Linked DNA regions of Mus musculus: region 1 is linked to region 2. The links are chromatin loops, found by intact Hi-C in ENCODE. Cell type or tissue: left cerebral cortex. All regions are shown on one strand. Each heading gives the region's core, and the rest is flanking DNA. Links, peaks and the distances in the headings are about the cores only.

Region 1 (2,805 bases), core at 208-2,707, 54 kb after region 2:
CCCCAGCTTCAAGCTCAATGGCACAGGAGGGAGACTCCATCTCCTCTCCTGGTCCTTCTCATCCTCTCCTCCTTTCTTCTTTTCTTCCTTGTTTTTTAACTCCACTGAAACTTAACCTCAAGGATCACGGGTATTGGGTCTACAAAGGAAAACCCTGGGTGGCTGGGGAAAGAACCCGGTTGGTACGTACACTTGCTATGCAAGCATGAGGAGCTGAGTTCTGATGTTCAGCATCCACATGAAAGTCAGGCACAACTGCACATGCTTAGTACCGCAGCACCGGGAGAGGGGGAGCAAGACAGGGAACCCCCAGCCTGCCACCCTTGCTGACCAGCAAGCATCCAGTTCAGCCAGAGACTCCATCTCGAGGCAGTGAGGCAAAGGGTGATAGAGGACACCAATGTCGTCCTCTGGTCTGTACCTGCATGTGCACCGTCACATACCCCAACACACCCCTCCTTGGCCAAGCCATTTTGAAGTCCACTTGTTCAGCTCAGATTTGGAATAGAAGCTCAGTTCTGTCTGATGGACGATTAGAGTAGGGCTGGGTATCTCACCACTGCATCCCACCTCGTCCCAGGGCATCCCACCCCATCCCACCCCTGACAGCCTAACCCTGAGGCCAAGTATGGTGTTGCACATTCATTATCCCAGCACTCAAGAGATTGAGACAGGAGAACCCTGAGTTCAAAGCAGCCAGCTTGGGCTACAAGAGGATTAAGAGTTTGAGATACTCCCATCTCAAAAATAAGTTAAACAAAATAAATAAAAAATAAAGCTAGCATCGGTGGTGTGCACCTTTGATCCCAGCAGCTGGCAGGTGGATACAGAAGGGATTAAGAGTTTAGGTCTTCCTTGGCTGCAAAACAATTTGTATAATTCCTTGGTTACATAAAAAAAAAGACTAGACTGGACTACCTAAGACTCTGTCTCAATAACAAAGAGAAGCAACCTCGAACTACCTCCAAACAGAGAATGGTGGTCCCTAGTGGGTGTCTCTGTAAAATTTATCTGGGCTAAGGAGGTGCTCAGGGTCCTGTAGAAGGGCTTTATAGGAAATATTGGGACAGAAAAGGCCACGAGTCTTCCCACCAAACTGCAGGTGTCAGGTAGGATCTGTCAGGTCTCCCCTTTCTAGCCTTCTTCAAGCATCTTGGGAGCATCTTTGCTGCTGCTGCTGCTGCTGCTGCTGCTGCTGCTGAGATGATCAGCAGCAGGCTCACTGCTCAGCATCCCGTTTGGACCAAACTGATCAAGACAATCTGGGAGAAGAGGGAGAAGAACCTACGGGAAGGGGCAATACTAATTTGTCTCTCTCAACTTGCAAAGATGGTACTGCGCAGGCACCTTCAGGGAGACGGCTGCAGTGGCAAGGAGTGGACAGCGGACAGGCTACTTTGGTCCTACACTCAGTGGAGACTCGGGACAGCAGTGCACACACACGGAGAGCAGGCGCTGTGCGTGCATAGGGGCGGGCGCCAAGTCGCTGCTTGCGCGCCCCCGCCTGGGGCTATAAAAGCCTTGCCACCTGCTGCCCTGGCTACGTAGCGCATCCGCTTGCCGGGAGGAACCAAGCTACGGCGGCTGCTGGACTGGATATGGACCCTGAGACCTGCCCCTGTCCTACTGGTGAGCCCCTTCCCCCTCCTGCAGCACTTTGCCCTTTCCTGGCAAAGAACCCACTCCTCTGTCTTCACTCAAGGACATTTGGGGGAGGAGTCCCTTCCCCCTACCCCCATCTTTAACCCTGTGATGATGATAATCTTCATTTAGGCATGGGGACGCCAGGTTTCCCTAGTATAATTCTTCGTGTGCTCTCTTAGGTGGTTCCTGCACCTGCTCGGACAAATGCAAGTGCAAGGGCTGCAAATGCACGAACTGCAAGAAGAGTGAGTGCACCCCCCCACCCCCAACCCCTGCCATAACCTCCCGCCGCGCCCACCCCACCCCCACCAGACACTATGAAGCAAAGCTTCCTGCTGCAGACCTTCAGATACCGAGGCTATTACAACCAATGTTAATTAACCCAATGTAAGGGGGATATTTTGATGAATTTCCGGAAGCTATTAAGATAGCCGCTTTGAAAGCTGAGCCCCACTCTTCGATTTTTCCAGAGCCCGAGGATCCCCAAGGAAGAATGGGGGGGTCAGCTTTAAAGTTGTAGTGCCTTGGCCCTTCTTAGGCTTTGTGGGGTCTCCTCAATCTGCTCTTTCCAGATTTCAGCGATGTAATATGCTTGGGGTGAGGTGTAGAGGTAGGACCAGCGCTTTCTTCTTCTCGAGTGTGGCTATGCATAGATCTCACGGATGTGCTGGCCTCGACATTATCCCTGCCCCTTCCCTGCTGCAATTCCGTCTCAGTACCTTTTACATTGGCTTGCCTTTTCCACCAGACCTAACTCTCCCTCTGGCCCAGGCCTGAGCCCAGCATTCCCAGGGAATTCCCTAGCACCCACCCAAAGAGCTGTGTGCTAGTTATAGGGTGACTCTCTACAGAGGCCCGGCAGTCACTGCAGTACCATGGATGCTGAGTCAGACCTGATGTGGCAGTATGAAGGGAGAGCCACCTGTCCTGGGCAAAGCCTGATGACTGTCCAGCCTCCCATACTGCTTTCCTCTGCCCTTTGATGGAGACAGATGCCGACATCAGACTGGGCACATATGTGCGCCCGCGCACACACACACACATTTTATCTACAGGCTGCTGCTCCTGCTGCCCTGCCGGATGTGAGAAGTGTGCCAAGGACTGTGTGTGCAAAGGTGAAGAGGGGGCCAAGGCAGAGGCCGAGAAATGCAGCTGCTGCCA
Region 2 (2,763 bases), core at 1-2,500:
AAGTGACAATTGGACAAAGAACTCCCTTCTTCTAAAATTTTAATTTTGAGACAGGGTCTTCCTATGTTGCCCAGGCTAGCTTTGAACTTATGATCCCAATCTCTTGAACAGATAAAATAACAAATGTGTAGCACTACCTCAGGACTGGTAGCGCCTCTTAACTAGTAGCATCACATACCAAGACGAATGTTCAGCATTTTACTTCACCATACCAGTTTATGAAATCATAACCCATTTAAACGAATCCTTATGTTCCTGCTACGGAACCCTAGAAGTAGCATATAAGGTAACATACAACACACATGGCAGTGTCTTGAAAACTCCTTACACAAATGCAATTGTGTACCTGGCATACCTGCTGAGTCTAACAACAAGAATTCAATCTCACTTTCACAATTTCTTTTGTTTGCAAACTGGGTCTAAATCTGAATTTTTTTTTTATCTGTGACCCTGACACCCCTTTCTCAGTATGTGGCTCATAATAACCATTTAATGAACACTTAGGTTATGGGGATAAGATCTGAATGTACGTGATCAAGGACCAAAACTACAATCTGAATTTAACATTGGGTTGTTGTCCCCACCCCACCCGCTTCCTCCACTGTAAAGAGGCAAATATGGAAGAGAATCCTGGAGGCAAGCAGAGGCCCTGGGCATGAATCTGGAGTCAGCAATCGCTGCTACTCCTGGACAAGCGCTCCTTTTTCTTGAGACTTCTTTTCCCTAGGTTCCTGATCTGTCCTCAATACTGTTCAACACTGAGAACCTGGTGATAAAAAACGTCACTGCTACAAAGCTGTTCTTTGAAATCCCACTTTGATGGGACTGGAGCCAAGGACAGCGGCGACCGGTTGCCAGGCAATGCGGGCAGGGGGCGGGGCAGCGTGAGGGGCGGGATCTGGAGGAGGCAGGAGTCCGGGTGGGAGCGGTTACCTTGCCCGCTTGGGTGGCGGCAGCCAAGCACGGGTGAGTCCCGTCGTAGCGCCCTATGGCCACCATGCGGGGGCTGATTTTGTGGCGCAGTTTCAGAGTGAACACAGGCAGCAGCATGATGGCGCCAGCTAGGGGCGGAAGACAGATGCCCGACGCAGGCGCAAGGCAAGCAGCTTGGCCGGCCGGTTGCCTAGCAGCGGATGAGGAGTAGGAGGTAAATACACGCAGGACTGCGGAACGCCACAGGCCCGGCGCCGGAAGCGCAGACTAGAGCGCGATCGGTGTCGCCAACTCTCTCTACGCCTGCGCGGACCCTCCCAGCGGCAGAGCTACGCAAGTCCCAACTAGCTCCTGCGACTGCGCAGTGGCGTCGTGCCTGGTTGGCCTGCGTTCTTTGTCTGTCCTCGGACTGCGGCTGTAAATTAGTGTTAGATGAAGCCTTACCTTGGCGTCTGGGATGGCGGTGTCTAAGCCAGTACCTCCCCAGGATTCTCTGTAGCGTGTCAGCCAAGCTGCACCCCGTACACGCCACACACTATGTCACCCTTTCATTCGTTCAAGAACTAAGGCTTTACGGGGCGGATAGTTAAGTGGGTGAAGACACTTGATACCAACCCTGATGACCCGAGTTGGAAGCAGAAAACCAGCTCCAAGGACATGCACACGCACGATTAAAAAAACAAAACAAAACTAACGTTAAAGTGCTTAGTGTATCCCTTGCTTTAGCTGTTATGCCCAGGCAAACGTCAATAGTAACCCGAAAATAATAATCCCCTCAAGATAAAAGTAAAGAGTATAGTTTATTTAAATAGTTTAGGTGGTAAATATAAAGCAGTAGAGAACGATGCAAAGTTGAGGGACATGGGAAGGGAAAGAGTACTTCTCTCCCAAGTCCAGTTAAGGCGCTCCACCAGCTGAGTCAAGATTTTCAGGACAATTAGCATTTGTACAAAGTTGCTCAGCTAGAGACAACATGCCCTTTATATGAAAAGACTTTCAACTAAGAATGTTGAAAAAGCACTGAATCCTGCTTAAGTACTAAACGGACATGGCCTTTCTCCTTTGCCAGCTGTAAATCTGTAATTTGCTAGGGACCTCACAAGAAACCCTACTTAAATAAATGATGTGACTTAACTCTTTACATCCTTGTGACAAGTCGGTTCATCTTAGCAAATTGCAAACTCTACTCAAAGCACCGGTGAAGTCACCTTATAAACGTATTCATCAAAAAGAAGGGAAAGAAAGAAGAGTAAATGTGCGGGGGGGGGGGGGGGGGGGGGGGGGGGGGGGGGAGTAGAAGAAAGGAACTAGCAGGTGAGAAGGATCAGCCAGCCATAGTATGCATGAAAATGTCATAAAAGACCTGCTACTTTGTAAGCTAATTTTCAAAGTAAAACAAAAGAGAGAAAGAAGATGGGAGTGGGGTGGAATTCCTAACAGCCCATTGAGATATAACTAGAGCTACTAAGCAGTCTATGTAGCTGATAAGATACTAAGTGAGTCGTTCCCTCTTGAAACCCACATCCAAGCTTTTGGCTATGTATTATTCTATCCCTTAGCACCTATCCTCTCTTTTAAACTCCTTCCCAGCCCCTCCCCGTTATGCTTATATTATAGTATAGCATATTACATTACATTAATTATGTATGGTATATGGTGTGTGTGTGTGTGTGTGTGTGTGTGTGTGTGTAAAACAATACCATGTGTTCTAGGGACCAAACTCATGTCATCAGCCATGTTGTTTTTAACCTGCTGAGCCATCTTGGTGACCAAAATCTCAGGAAACTTCAACTGCTTCAAACTGTCTGGTCCTGGAATTCTTTGCTGCAG

What was found. Hi-C counts contacts between places; a loop is a spot of excess contacts. Peaks named below come from ENCODE experiments on the same cell type or tissue, not always from the same donor. Only the 100,000 strongest peaks of a DNase experiment are listed, where the experiment ranks them.
Region 1: it touches region 2 in a loop (4-fold over the local background); 12 of 42 quality-filtered maps call a loop at or near these places.

The regions. Positions count from the first base shown.
Region 1 is chr8:94,151,202-94,154,006 of GRCm38, forward strand. It overlaps Mt3 (metallothionein 3), which reads left to right and starts at 1,406. Exons shown (of 3, transcript NM_013603.2): 1 at 1,406-1,629; 2 at 1,824-1,889; 3 at 2,700-2,805. The coding sequence starts at 1,599. In left cerebral cortex, for the core only: a CTCF peak has its summit at 1,537 (motif pointing left); DNase peaks (open chromatin) are centred at 1,514 and 2,489; H3K4me3 peaks cover 1,688 bases; H3K27ac peaks cover 1,810 bases.
Region 2 is chr8:94,097,303-94,100,065 of GRCm38, forward strand. It overlaps Bbs2 (Bardet-Biedl syndrome 2 (human)), which reads right to left and starts at 1,207. Exons shown (of 17, transcript NM_026116.3): 1 at 934-1,207. The coding sequence starts at 1,050. Gm39226 (a long non-coding RNA gene) reads left to right here and starts at 2,240. Exons shown (of 2, transcript XR_879106.1): 1 at 2,240-2,763. In left cerebral cortex, for the core only: CTCF peaks have their summits at 1,069 and 1,270; DNase peaks (open chromatin) are centred at 1,191 and 1,827; H3K4me3 peaks cover 1,688 bases; H3K27ac peaks cover 1,990 bases.